3 separate regions of the Homo sapiens genome follow, and all the other regions are linked to region 1. The links are chromatin contacts, found by Hi-C or POLR2A ChIA-PET in ENCODE. All regions are on one chromosome and are shown on one strand. The core of a region is the stretch at or near the end of the contact, and the rest is flanking DNA. Distances in the headings are between cores, read along the strand shown. Region 1 has its middle 33 kb from the start of SH3BP5L. Region 2 holds the start of PGBD2 (piggyBac transposable element derived 2). Region 3 holds the start of ZNF692-DT (ZNF692 divergent transcript).

Region 1 (4,822 bases), core at 1,231-3,730:
TTCTATCTATTGATATTCTCTATCTGATGTGATATTATCATCATACCTTCCTTTAGTTGTTTAATCAAGTTTCCTTTAGTTCTTTGAACTACTTTGAAGACTTTTTTTTTTTTTTTTGAGATGGAGTTTCGCAATCTTTTCCCAAGCTGGAGTACAATGGTGTGATCTCGGCTTACCACAACCTCTGCCTCCTGGGTTCAAGCAATTCTCCTGCTTCAGTCTCCTGAGTAGCTGGGATTACAGGCATGGGCCACCACGCCTGGCTAAATTTTGTATTTTTAATAGAGACGGGGTTTCTTCATGTTGGCCAGACTGTTCTCGAACTCCTGACCTCAGGTGATCCACTCTCCTTGGCCCCCCAAAGTGTTGGGATTACAGGTGTGAGCCATGAAACTTTGTTAAATCTGACATCTGGTAACTTGTGAAGGTGAATTTTATGTGTCAACTTAGGCCACACGGTATCCAAATATTTTGTCAAATATTATTCTAGAAATTTCTGTGAAGTTATATATTGGATGAGACTAATATTTAAATCTGTAGACTGAGTACAGCAGATTACCCATTATGATATGGGTGGGCCTCCTCAAATCAGTGGAAAGCCTTTATAGAAAAAGACTAACCTCCTTGGAAGAAGGAAGACTTTTGCCAGAAGACTGCCTTTGGACTCAAATTACAAGTCTTCCCTGGATTTTCAGCCCTGCCAGCCTACTCTGCACATTTGAACTTGCCAAGCCCCCACAACTGCATGAAGAAATCCTTTAAAATGAACCTCTCTCTCTCTCTCTCTCTCTCTCTCTCTGTCTCTAAACATCCTGTTGATTCTGTTTTCCTGGACAATCCTGACTAATATATCATTCATAGAGGCAGTTTCTGTTTCCTGATTTTTCTTTAGTTTATGGGCCATATTTTCTGTTTCTTTGCATGTCTCATAACGTTTGTTGGAAACTGGACATTTTAGATCACGTACTGAAGCAACTCCGGGTGTGCCCGCCACCTCAGGTGGGCTTGTTATTGTTATTTGCCTGCTTATTTGTGTAGTGATTAGCTGGATTATTTTCCTGAAGCCTATTCTCCCACTACCACACTCATTCTTCCCCACCCCCTGCAGTGGGAAGCCTCTAAGCCTCTAATGTTGCTCCTCACAGGACACAACCTTTGGTATGCCCACAGTCATTGTGGGATGATGGTGGTTTTGGCAGATTTCTTTTTGACTATCTATTCCTGAACTTACTCAGCTGTTAAGCTCTCTAATTGCAGGCTGATTGCTCAGCTGTTTTCAACAATGCTCTGGGCATCCATTGCCCTATAGGCTTAGCTAATCAAATTCAGGCTCCTTTGTAGGGACAGTTACCAAAGTCACTGAAACATGTTCTGACTCCAGGAGGGCTCTTTGTAGTTGTCTGGTGTCTTGTTTCTCTCTGGCAAACCAGCCGGCCTACAGTTTAGCCTATATTTCTGTCTTAGTCAGCTTGGTGTGCTATTACAAAATATTATAAACTAGGTGGCTTATAGACAAAAGAAATTTATTTCTCACGGTTCTGGACACTGAAAGTCCAAGATCAGGATGCCAGCATGGTCAGGTTCTGGTGAAGGCCCTCTTCAGGTTGCAGACTGTTGACTTCTCATTGTATCTTCACATGGTGGAAAGAAGGTGAGAGAGCTCTCTGGGGTCCCTTTTATAAGGTCACTAATTCCATTCATGAGGGCTCCACCCTCATGATCTAATGACCTTCCGAAGGCCCCATCTCCTAATATCATCACATTGGGGGTTATAATTTCAACATATGAATTTTGGGGGAACACAAGCATTCAGTCCATAGCAATCGTCAATGAATCTACTAATTGCTTCCCAATCGCCTTTCACCGCAACCGCCACTGTTTTATTCCCCCTATATTTAGAGGACTCTTAGACTTGAACTTCAGACTCAGTTATAAGTGAGGTCTGTTCCTTTGAGTAGAAAGCTGGAGCTCTCTGTTCTATGCCTGCTTCTGCCCCTGGGTAAAATCTCTGAGCCATGGCTCTGGAGAAAATGGCATGCTTCTCCTGAGTGACGCCTCTACTTTAGGAGCTGAGCACTTGGTAGAATGGTGTGCAGCAGCCCTAGAATTTCTCAGGTTGGCCTTTATTGGCATGGGACTGCTGCCAGTGAACTAGGGCAGTGGTGATTGGGGCCTCAGTATTTGCAGTATGTGCAGTATTCTCAAGGTCGAGCCTGTATCCCATGACTAGGAGAGGCAAGGAAGAAGGGAGTCTTCACTTGTCAGCCATACTCACCTGGAATTTATTATCTTCAGTAGGAAGAAACTGGGGGTAGGATGAGACATGCTAACTTTCTGCTCCAGAAAGTGTGAAAGTTATCAGAATCAAAACAAGTCCCTTGTTAACAAAGCTCCGACAAAAAGAGCCAGAAAAGGCCGTGAACAGAGGGTTCTCACGCACGAATGCCTGATAACAGGAACTATCACAAAAAGCTCTGCAAAAACCACAGCCTTGCACAAAGACCATCACAGCCTTACACAAAAATATAATTCTGCGAGGACATCTGCCCAGCAACTGCTTGTCCAACCTCAGACTGGCACCACCTTTATTATTTGATTCTTATAGCCAAGGACAGTTATCTCAAAACAATTATGTAATCCTCCTTATTTTTCCTTTAAAAACCACTGTCTTCTGTTACCTCCCTGAATACACACATAGTTTTCTATGGCACATATATTCCCATTGCAATTCTATTCCTAAATAAACATCATTTTCGTTAGAGAGTCTCCCTCTCTGTCAATGTAGGTTGACAGAAGTTTGTCCCCTGACTGGGAGCTTTGGGGAGAGGAAGCTGTGTGTTCTTGGCTATAATAGTCTAGAGTAGAGTTTCCATCTTGCTGAGTTGTCCCCTGACTGGGAGCACTGCAGAGAGGAAGCCGTGTGTTCTTGCCTGTAACAGTCTAGAGTAGAGTTTCCATCTTGCTGAGTTGTCCCCTGACTGGGAGCACTGGGGAGAGGAAGCCGTGTGTTCTTGGCTGTAACAGTCTAGAGTAGAGTTTCCATCTTGCTGAGTTGTCCCCTGACTGGGAGCACTGCGGAGAGGAAGCCGTGTGTTCTTGCCTGTAACAGTCTAGAGTAGAGTTTCCATCTTGCTGAGTTGTCCCCTGACTGGGAGCACTGCGGAGAGGAAGCCGTGTGTTCTTGGCTGTAACACTCTAGAGTAGAGTTTCCATCTTGCTGAGTTGGGCGGGGTGCAGGGCATGGATCTTGGTTCCCCTGAGGAGCCATTTCCTGGGAGGTTGCAAGGATGATGGCTGCCCTGAAAGAGCAGAGTCACCTGCAGGGATCCCTGCTGGACCACACAATGCTCGGCACGTTTCTGAGCACTTCTTATACATCTGCCATTTTACCGATGCGTTCACCATTCCAGGCCCAACTTAAATAATAAAGTTGCTAAGGCCCCTCTCCTGGCAGCTTAGATCAGAATCTCTGAGGATAAACTGGACACGGATATATGTGTAAAGATCCACAGATGATGATGTTAAGTCATACTGAGGGCTGATATCGACAGCTATGGCTCCAGACAGTTAATTCCCAATAACTCCTCTGTAAATCAGCTATACCAAGGATATGTCTTGGAGCCGTTTGTGTTCTGCTAAACACATGGCACCAATAAATGAACTATTCTAAGATAAGAGGGTGTGCAGATTGCTCAGAAAAGGCTGTCTAAACCTCTCTTTCAGGTTTCAGGACCCAACACAAACCTTTGCCCCTGGGCCATTCTTTAACCAGAAGAGGCCCGTCCAGTCTGAATACCCTTTATTGATCTCTCGCCTTGTCCAGTGTGAGGCTCTGCTGCCATCTAGGCCTTGGGGTTGACAGAGATACTGGAGCCATTCCACATGTTCTCTTTATTTAACACACATTCCCTTTATTTAACTCCCATCGAATAAAATTTATAGGAGGCCATTGGTTTAGACTGAGCCCCTGCCACTGAGCCCAATAGACCAAACCAAAGTGAAGTCACTCATGCTGAAGGTCCACAATACCAAGCTCAAACTAAGCTGTTTATCTGACTTGCCAGGAAATCAAGAGAGAGAGGTAATAGATCCTCAAACAAGCCAATTTTAGCTGACATGATGAGAAAGTACCCTTTGCTTTAACTTTTACAAGGAAACTAACTTTGAAATGACCAATTCTCTTTTAGCTCTCTCTTCTGCTTCCCGGAGCCCTTTTCCGTTTATAAAGCTGTAAGCCAAAAATAAAATTCTAAGCCCCCAACCAACTGAACAGACCCCTCCTCTTGGATAAGGACGTCCTGAAGTTAACCTGAAAAACTAGTTCAGGCCATCATGGGAAGCGGAGGTTGGACATGCCTCATTATAACGTACTCTCTTTGGAATTCAGGCACAACTGACCAGCATTAACATTAAAACAGAGACCTGAAGACTGACATAGTAGCTCTTTATAGCAATAACATACCAACATAACAGCAGGCCCTGAAAGAAATCAAATTATTTTACCCCAAAATATGTATCTTTGACATATTTTAAAAAGGCCTGGTACAGCTATTTTTTTGTAGGGAAAATCTACATTCTGTTGAGAATCTCCTACCTGGAGATTTGATCTGTATGATAAAAATCTTGGTCTTCATAACCCCTCGTCTTTTTTTTTTTTTTTTGAGATGGTGTCTTGCCCTGTTGCCCAGGCTGGAGTGCAGTGGCGTGATCTTGGCTCACTGAAGCCTCCGCCTCCCGGGTTCAAGTGATTCTCCTGCCTCAGCCTCCCGAGTAGCTGGGATTACAGGCATGCACCACCATGCCCGGCTAATTTTTTGTATCT
Region 2 (4,822 bases), core at 1,555-4,054, 110 kb before region 1:
TGGGTGCCAGGTATATATGCATAAAATTGTAACTATGACAGGGCTAAGAAGGAAAGGAGGTGTTTATCAAAACCCGTAAAACGGAAACTGATCTAGTCAGGGAGGTCAGAGAATATCTCCCTGAGGAAAAGACAAAATGATGGAGAGCTGCAGAAAGAGTAACAATTCCCTCAGCAGGCAGGGAATAGCACCCCAGGCAAAAGGCACAGCACAGGAGAAGCAAAGCAGTGACGCCAGAGTAAGGAATCTGCGGGACAGGGTACAAGAGGCTGTACCAGCCCTGCAGAGACTTGAAGACCCTGTTAAGGAGGCCTGTCTTTATAAGAGCTATGGGAAGTTTAAAAAAAAAAAAAATACAGGAAGAGCATAACAGAAGGAAGGGTGTATGTTAACAAGCTTATTCTGGGTGCAGTATGGACAACTGAGTATGCAGGCCCCAACATAGATGCAGGGAGATGGACAAAAAGGCTACGGCAAAAGGGTGGGGCCTATGGAGAGAAATGGACACACTTAAGGAGGACTTAAAATGTAAAACCATCAAGCCTGGATAATTGGTTGAGGGGGTAGGGCAGGGGAGAAAGCTGATCGGGGAAGCCTCCTAGATTTCAGGCACCCTATGGCTGGTGCACAGAGGTGCCATTCACTAAGCCTAGCAGCACTGGGAGGAAGAGCAGAGGGTGGTCACGAGCTGCCCAGAGGTCCAACTGGGCATTCTCAACTGAACTGGCCCAGGCACTCAACAAAGAAAAAGCAACTTGGTGTGAGACCTGGAGCTCCCCAGGCCACTCTAAAGGGTCCTAGGGGATTGGGAGGTGGGAGAGCTGCTGTTTAAAATGTAAATTTCTCCAAGGAAAGACAGGACAACTAAATGCTGTCTTGGAACCTAAATTACAAAATGGAAATAGGTGAGAGTAAAGAAATTCGAATAAGGCCTGTAGGTGTTAATATCCTGGTTTTGTTGACTGTTTTGTAAAATAAGATGTTAACCCCTAGGAAATCCAGACGAACCGTACATGGGAATTTTTGCTTGTTTCACAACACTCTGAAACTCTGAAATTAATTCAAGATAAAAATTATTCAAAAGACATTTTATAGATGTAAATGCCCCAAAGCTGAGCCAGGTGCCTAACTGTAGGGAAAAGAAAGAGAAGTCAGACTGCTACTGTGTCTATGTAGAAAGGGAAGACATAAGAAATTCCATTTTGACCTGTACCTTGAACAATTGCTTTGCCCTGAGATGCTCTTAATCTGTAACTTTGCCCCAACCTCTTTGCTCCAACCTTGACCTCACAAAAACATGTGTTGTATGGAATCAAGGTTTAAGGGGTCTAGGGCTGTGCAGGACATGTCTTGTTAACAAAATGTTTACAAGCAGTATGCTTGGTAAAAGTCATCACCATTCTCTAGTCTCAATAAACAAGGGGCGCAATGCACCATGAAAAGCCACAGGGACCTCTGCCCTGGAAAGCCGGGTATTGTCCAAGGTTTCTCCCCATGTGATAGTCTGAAATACAGCCTCGTGGGAAGAGAAAGACCTTACCGTCCCCCAGCCCGACACCCGTCTGTGCTGAGGTGGATTAGTAAAAGAGGAAAGCCTCTTGCAGTTGAGATAGATGAAGGCCACTGTGTCCTGCCTGCCCCTGGGAACTGAATGTCTCCGTACAAAACCTGATTGTACATTTGTTCAATTCTGAGATAGGAGAAAAACTGCCCTATGGCAGGAGGCAAGACATGTTGGCAGCAATGCTGCCCTGTTATTCTTTATTCCACTGAAATGTTTGGGCAGAGAGAAACATAAATGTGGCCTACGTGCACATCCAGGCATAGTACCTCCACTTGAACTTATGACATAAATTCTTTTGCTCACATGTTTCTTTGCTGACCTCCTTATCACCCTGCTCTCCTACCGCATTCCTCTTGCTGAGATAATGAAAACAATAATCAATAAAAACTGAGGGAACTCAGAGACCGGTGCTGGTGCAAGTCCTTGGTATGCTGAGTGCCGGTCCCCTGGGCCCACTGTGGTTTCTCTATACTTTGTCTCTGTGTCTTATTTCTTTTCTCAGTCTCTCCTCCCACCTGACAAGATATCCCACAGGTGTGGAAGGGCAGGCCACCCCTTCACCCAACAGCTCAGAATGGCTTTTGTGGGATACGGAAGAACCCTCCCTTCTCTTCACCTCACTAGCAAAAGAGAAAGAAGGGCAAACAAAGACCCTCAGAAACCTCAGCAGCTTCCCAGGCAGACGCAGTTAAAAACGACCCGCCCCCAGCGCGCCCCGGCACAGAGCCACCCCGCCCCAGGATGTGACGTGGCATTCGCAGTCCCGCCGCCAGCCTCAGGCCGCCCGCCTCCTTCGTCCCGCCCACCCCGCCCGAGCCTGCCCTGGTCCCTCCCACCCCGCCCTGAATCCATCCCTCTTTAGCCCGACCCCGCCCTGGTCCCCACCCACCCCGCTCCGCCTCCCGCTCAGCCGGCCCGGCCTCCGGCCTCGCACCCCAACCCGCAGAAGGAGCGCCCCCTTGCGGCCCTCGGAATCCCATTGTTCCTGTCCTGGTCCCGCCAGCCCACCGTCGGCGCGCAGTGGTGAGGACGAACTCCTCGGATGCCGCCGTTGAGAAAACGCAACATCAACGCCAACCACTCCTGTACTCAAGCGAAGCCCTGCCTGCAGCGCGAGCACACTGAGGCCTACCTGCCCTACCCCAGACGGAGACTCGCGAGCCCGAACCGGACCATGAGCCGCGCCGAATCGGAGCGCTGCGCCTGCGTTGGCGTCGGGCGTCGCGGCCGCGCAACGTCCGGCACCAGAGGGCTCGCTGCACCTCGGCCGGCCTTCCATGCCACGCCCCCGGGCCAGGCCACGCCCCGGCCCGAGCGACCATCGAGACTCCAGGACCTCCGCGGCGCCTAGAGGGATCCCGAAAACGCCTGCGAGGCCAGAACGGCCGAAATAACCCACCCCAGCGGGCCAGCTCTTCCCGCCACTCTCCCTTACCCTCCCACCCCTGTCCTACTTTGGAAACCTTCCTCGCTCCTTCCTAATCAGGAGAGCATGGGGACTTTCTAGGGTAGTGGTTCTCAAATGTGCCCCCAATCTAACAGCAGCTTCACCTGGGAAATCGATGGAAATGCAAATCTTGGGACCCCACTACAGGCCTTCTGAGTAAGAAACTCTGAGGGTGTGCCCAATAATCGGCCTTACCAACCCTGAAGGTAATTGTGGTACAAACTAGGGCTTGAGAACCACTGCTGTATGGCAGGGTTTCTCAACCTCCACTCTTGACATTTTGGGCCTGGATAATTCTTTGTTGAGAGGGAAGGAGGCTGTCCTGTGCATTATAGGAGGCAGGGTCACGGATAAAATACAGTTAAATTTGAGTTTCAGGTAACAGTGTTGTTCATCTAAGATTCACATTTAACTGGAAGTCCCTGTATTTCATCTGGCTACCTTGCCTACCTATATTTTTACTTGGTAAAAATAGAACCTTAATTGTAGGATATTGAGCATCCCTAGCAACTAAATGCCAGTAGCACACCACACTCTCTCCACTCTAGTTATGACAAATAAAAGTATCTCCCCCTACTTCTTGAGAATCACGGCTCTATAAGGACTTTGTCCAGCTGAAACCCAGTAGCCCATTAGGTATATAGGACAGTGTACTCCGCAGAAAACTGCCTTGCCCTGAAAGGCTTTGAACACAGAAATCCCTGGGACCAAACCGTGTTAACATTCAAAAAGAGGGCCACTTAGTGAAGAGTTTGTATTTGCTTCTCCACACTGACACTTCACAAAGGTTTTTTGGTCACTGTAAAGTGTGTTCCAAAACCCCTGGATCAGAAGAAAAAAATCATGCTCATTTGTGAGATTCTGAAGTGAAGGGCACGTATTAGTTTGTCATTCATTCCACATATGAGCAAATTGAGAAAACAGGCAATAAGCCATGGGAAAATGGGAGTGCTACTCTAGGTAAGGTAGGGTGGTGTTTCTAACTTGCTTTGTTCCCCAGATCCTGTGTCTCATTCATTCATTCAAGTGTTAAATGAGTGTCTTCTCTGTGACAATCACTCCTCTGAGCAGTGATGTTAGAACAGTGAAAAAGAAAAGGCACAAGAGAAAAACCCTCTTGTCATTTCAGTGGGAGAACCAGACAGTAAACAAAATATATGGCATGTCAAAGTGGAAAGTGCTAGGAAGAAAATAAAGGAAGCAAAGGGGACCAATAAGACTGTTGTGAATTCAGTTTTAAATAATTTGGTCAGGGAAGGTTGGTAAGTGAGAAGGTTGTATTTGAGGGAAAAGCCAAAGAATATGAAGAGCAAATTCCCCATGCAGAATTCAAGGGGGAAAATATTTGAAGCAGAGAGAATGGCATGTGCAAATGCTCTGAGGCGAAGCAAGCCTAGCACATTTGAGAATGGCTGGAGACAAAAGAAAGTCAAAGAAATGAGGTCAAAGAGGGGGTGAGTTCAACAAGGAGTAATAAGGTGCTTGCTGGCTGTTTCTTCCATACCTTTATGATCCAGAGAGAATTCTCACTGCAATTTGGATACTTGCATATGTAATTTAAAGTTAATAAAAAGATCGGGACCAAGTGTAAGTGTTTATGGAGCTGCAAAGAGTCCATCTAGACATTTTCAGTGCATTGCTTTGAATAAAGCTACGTTTAAAAACAAAGTCAAATCTTTGAAAACAATGTCAAATTTGGGGTAGAATGGCAGAAGAACTGCATGATAGGAATTGGGAAAAAAAAAAAAATTTAGCCCGTTAAGCTAGAATCCTTTGAGGAAAATACATATTTTGAAGTTCTTTAATTGAGA
Region 3 (4,822 bases), core at 2,323-4,822, 67 kb before region 1:
CAAAGTCCTGAAGGAGTGTTCCTTTTCCCACTGGGAATACATCTCAGGATTTGAGGGCAGTGGGTTGACTCAACTTCTGTAGCAATTTGGCTCATTCCTCCTTGGATCTGGAGAGTGGAAAGTAGTTTTTCTCTTTGGAGAGAAGATACTAAAAGTTCAGAGGGTACAGCAATATTAGATTTGGCTGTGCCAAAGCAGGAGATAAGAAGAGCGCTATGGTGCCATGCATAGTCCAGGAAAAATAAATGTTATGAAGATAAATATGTCCTCCACATGGACCCTTTTATGTGTATAAAAGAATTGGCAGTTTCAGCAGTCTGTAAACTGTAAAGCTCAACAGTGACAAAAATACAAATAGCTCACATTTAATCTTAGCCTTTGTAATGGGATGCTAAGATGGAATTCAAGGTCTCAGACTGCAATGAGGTCACTAAAGGCAGAGAACCAATGTTTACAGAGAACCCCTCCTTAAAATGTTAGCACTCCCTTGCAGCACTTACAAAGGAAGGGGCTGGTGACTGTTTTTGAGAGAGTTGGCTCATTCCTTACCTAGATGATATAAGAAATTAAAGAGAGGCTGAGAGATTTATTTGGAGACGGTTATTGAAGAGCTGGGCATTGGCAGTAATTTCATTTTATTATTTTAAACAAGATCAAACCAAGAGAACCAAAAATGTTCTTGGGTCTCAAAGTGAGACCCAACATTCTAAGAGTAACCAAGAATTACAAGACCTTTCATTCCCTTGGATGAAACCACAAGGATTTTGCAGATATCTATTAAGGGACCATGAGGAAAGGATAAAGTTTGTTCTCGATGGAGTCCTGCTCTTTTGATGTGAAAGTTACACTTTCATTAATGAGTAAAGTAGCTGGAAAAGTTACACATTCATTAATGAGTAAAGTAGCTGGGACATCTTCCTTCCTACCTTACACTAGTCAGACAAGTATGTTGAGTCACTGATACCACAAATCAAAAGGAATATGCACAGGACACACTGGGCTCATCCTAAGGGTGTTCATGTTTGCACACCATGTCATTTGAGATATTTAGGCTGCAGAGGAGAAGGCTGGGCTAGTCAACAATCATCGTATACCAATAACAAACACACAAACAAGTCCCTGAGATGATTTCAGAAAGTAAGTGCCATGAAGAAGATACAATAGGGCACAGTGAGGTAGAGCATGACTGAGGAAAGGGAGCTTTCTGAATGAGGGATTTTATAGCTGAGTGGGTGATCTTATAGCCGAGATTTACAAGATGAGAAGGGAGCAAACAGATGAACAGCTGGGTGGTGGGCTGGGGGATGGGGTGGGGGCTGAGGGGAGAATTGAGTGCTCCAGAGACAAAAGAACTCCCTCTAGGATACTTGGCACACTTGAGAAATAGCAAAAAGGTGGGAGGACAAAGTGGGAAAAGTTGGGGGATGATGCCAGAGAAGAAGCCAAGGGCCCAATTAAGTAGGTCCTTGAGGCCATGATAAGGATTTTGGATTGCACCACTCACAGATTTTAAGCAAAAGATTTGATCTTTGAGGAAATTTTCCCTGCTTTGTGAGAGTACAAGTTAAAGTAGGAGGCAGATCCATTAGGAAGATGTAGCCACAGACCAGGTGAGAGATGATAGTGGTATGGTAGGCTTAAAAATAGTCCCAGAAAAGATATCTGTGTCCTAATCCCCAAAACTTGTGGAGATTACTTTATTTTATTTTAGATGGAGTCTTGCTCTGTCACTCGGGCTGGTGTGCAGTGGTGCAATTTCGGTTCACTGCAACCTCCTCCTCCTGGGTTCAAGCAATTCTTCTGCCTCAGCCTCCCGAGTAGCTGGGATTATAGGCCCATGCCACCATGCCCAGCTAATTTTTTTTGTATTTTTAGTAGAGACAGGGTTTCACCATGTTGGGCAGGCACATCTCAAACTCCTGACCTCAAGTGATCCACCCGCCTTGGCCTCCCAAAGTGCTGGGATTACAGGCGTGAGCCACCGTGTGCAGCCGATTACTTTATATGGCAAATACTTTACAGAAGAAATTGTCTTAGGATACTGAGATGGAGAGATTATTTGGATTATAAGGATGGACTCTAAATGCATTCACAAGCATCCTTGTAAGAGAGAAGCAGAGGGAGATTTGACACAGAAGGAGGCAATGTGACCTCAGAGACAGAGATTGGAGTGACGTGGCCACAAGTCAGAGAATGCTGGCCACCATTAGAAGCTAGAAGAAGCAAGGAAAGGATTCTCCCCTAGAGCCCTTACAATGGCCTGTGGCCCTGCTGATGCCTTGGCCTCCAGAACTGTGAGAAAATAAATTTGAGTAAAGGGAGCAAGTTTGTGGCTGAAAACAACACACAACACAATTTGTTACAACAATTACAGAAAATTAATACCAGTGGCTTGGAGTAGGGTTTTAGCAGTTGAGAGGGTCAGAAGTGATTGGATTTAAGATAAATTTTTGGAGACAGGACCAACAAGATTTGCTGATGTATATGGTTTAGGTATCATAAAAGGCAAAGAATCAAGGCTGATTCCCTTTTTTCTGAACAAGTGGGTGGATGATGACATAGTTTACTGGCATGGGGGAGGGTACAGGCGTTATTGTTATATGTTTGCCATATTTATGTTGGAGAAAATATCAGCTATCATGTGTCAGCGCTCTCTACATGCCAGGCACTGTCCTACATTCTTTACACGTGTTAGCTCAGTTAACACATGTAAGTCAAGCGGGCAGTAAGATATATGACTGGAGTTGAAAGAGGGCTAGGCTAGGAGCCATCAGTGTATTTAAAGCCATGGAACTAATTAGATCACCCAGGAGAACATATGCAGACGAGAGAAGATCTGGTTCAAGGCCTGAGCCAGGGCACACTTCATCTTTTGGCAGAACAGAGGGAATGGATCCAAAAAAAGGATAGAAGGAGCCAGTGAGGAGGGTGGAAAACCTGGAGCATATGAAGTCACAGAAGTAAAACTGGGGCCCAAAATGTAGAGGGAGCCATAAAGATGAGGAGGACGAGAGCTACATAGTCGCGCTCTTTCTAGGGCAGAGAGGCGGACGGAACTGACAGCTGCTATGTAGCAATATGACCGTCTCAAGTGACCTTGTGAAGCGCCACTGCAGTGGCTGGGTGGGGAGGAAAGCTCCATCAGAGCCATTTGAAGAGAAGAGGATGGGAAGTGAGCGTACACAGAGAATGCAGGCAACTTTTAGGAGGAATTCTGATGGTAATAGAAGTGGGCTGTAGCTGGTGGGACTCTGCGGTCCACAGAGGGCTCTAGCTGGACCCTCTGTGGGTCTTTCAAAGTGACTGATTCTGCATCATGTTTGCGGGTGGCAACTGTGAGGGGGAAATCGAAGGTGAATACAAAACGGGAACAAGTGAAGAGGCAACGTCCCCATACAGGCCGGGTGGGCTGGGGTTGGAGCACAGGAGGCCTGACCCTGTCTCTTCCACTTTCCCTCAAACCTTTGGTCACCAAGCGCAGACGCTCACCACAGAAGCCACCCAACCACAACTGCCGCGGGGCTCCGCGACACGCGCGGGCGACTTGAGTCGGGCAACCACGATTCCCGGCGGGCGTTGCGCGGGGCACCCAGTGCGCAGGCGCACGGCGTCGGCCTCCGACTCGCCCCTCCCTCTGGGGCGCGGGCCTCAGTTCCGGGCTACAGCAGCCGACGCCGAGAGGCACCGTTTCTTCTTAAAAGAGAAACGCTGCGCGCGCGAGGTGGGCCCCTGTCTTCCAGCAGCTCCGGGCCTGCTCGCTAGGCCCGGGAGGCGCAGGCGCAGGCGCAGTGGGGGTGAGGGCGCGTGGGGGCGCACAGGTAAGGCCGGGGTGGGGGTGGGTCGCGACGGGGGCTCTGGGCAGCCTGGGAACTGCCATTGGGATTAGTCCGCTCCACTCACTGTCAGCATTAAGTGGGGGTGCCCAAGACGGGGTGGATGGGGGGCGCCCTCCAGACCTCTGACCACGGCCTCACCGCCACTCGACCCAACTATGAAGAGCGCCCCCAGCTGCACGCCAGGACACGACCTTTCCTTCCCCTAGAAACCAGTAAAGGCCGCTGCCCTATTCAAGATGAAATGTGTGGACCGCCCCCAGCCCAGTTGAAATTTCCCGTGAAAGTCTCTCGCCCCTTCCCCACAGCTCCACTTCAGTGGACTGGAGGGCGCAGGCCTTTGTTCTGACTGCTTCTGTCTGCCTGCCTCCCACCCGACGACACTCACATGGTAGCGCTGAGCTTCAACACCCTGTATCATAGAAGGACGGGGTTTGGCTCCACACCTGCCACTGCTATTGAAATAGTTTAGTCTTGCCCCAGTTCACTGATGAGGAAACTGAGGCCCTAACGGCAGGTGGAGCCGGGTCCCCGACCCCCGAGATCGGCAGGGCGCTGAAGACGTCCCTTCCACCCTCCAGCCTCTGGTGCACATGGCTTCCTCCCCGGCGGTGGACGTGTCCTGCAGGCGGCGGGAGAAGCGGCGGCAGCTGGACGCGCGCCGCAGCAAGTGCCGCATCCGCCTGGGCGGCCACATGGAGCAGTGGTGCCTCCTCAAGGAGCGGCTGGGCTTCTCCCTGCACTCGCAGCTCGCCAAGTTCCTGTTGGACCGGTTAGGGGCCGGGAGAAGGGCTTGGGGGAGGGTACCCAGGCAGCAGCCCCTAGCCTCCTCTCCAGGGCCTGTCCTGCTGCTCTTTTCCACCCTCAGGTTTCTCACTTTACCAGGACGGCCTGTGTGACTTGTGGCCTCCGAGGGTCCTGCTCCCCTCCTCATGGTCTCAGCGAATAGCGGCCCTTAGGGCTGGCCCCTTACATGTGTGAGTGCCCAG

Evidence for each region. Hi-C counts contacts between places; a loop is a spot of excess contacts on that map. ChIA-PET counts read pairs that join two places held with the same protein, here RNA polymerase II (POLR2A). Pooled maps may share reads with other maps.
Region 2: a pooled map shows a loop between it and region 1 (3-fold over the local background). The contact joins the promoter of PGBD2 here to the enhancer-like site in region 1. A Hi-C loop is called at or near these places in 2 of 37 single-sample maps with no recorded cell type and 2 of 50 pooled maps. POLR2A ChIA-PET finds 5 or more read pairs at or near these places in 1 of 52 experiments (OCI-LY7).
Region 3: a pooled map shows a loop between it and region 1 (2.9-fold over the local background). The contact joins the promoter of ZNF692-DT here to the enhancer-like site in region 1. A Hi-C loop is called at or near these places in 4 of 50 pooled maps. POLR2A ChIA-PET finds 5 or more read pairs at or near these places in 4 of 52 experiments (B cell, T-cell, WTC11 and 1 more).

The regions. Positions count from the first base shown.
Region 1 is chr1:248,790,194-248,795,015 of GRCh38, reverse strand. No RefSeq gene overlaps it. Among named protein-coding and RNA genes, the nearest start is that of SH3BP5L, 33 kb to the left of the region's middle. RefSeq lists a silencer at 1,352-1,441. Within about 2 kb of position 2,480, at least 2 of the 41 ENCODE cell types and tissues checked have a DNase peak (open chromatin) inside an H3K27ac peak, as active enhancers do; they include B cell, where a contact is called at or near this core.
Region 2 is chr1:248,904,217-248,909,038 of GRCh38, reverse strand. It overlaps PGBD2 (piggyBac transposable element derived 2), which reads right to left and starts at 2,804. Exons shown (of 3, transcript NM_170725.3): 1 at 2,697-2,804. RefSeq lists silencers at 2,359-2,448, 2,859-2,918 and enhancers at 2,539-2,728, 2,253-3,174.
Region 3 is chr1:248,857,914-248,862,735 of GRCh38, reverse strand. ZNF692-DT (ZNF692 divergent transcript) reads right to left here and starts at 3,572. Exons shown (of 3, transcript NR_186117.1): 1 at 3,490-3,572; 2 at 1-107. It overlaps ZNF692 (zinc finger protein 692), which reads left to right and starts at 3,651. Exons shown (of 12, transcript NM_017865.4): 1 at 3,651-3,818; 2 at 4,415-4,605. The coding sequence starts at 4,427. RefSeq lists enhancers at 3,167-3,316, 4,117-4,166, 4,767-4,822 and a silencer at 3,457-3,956.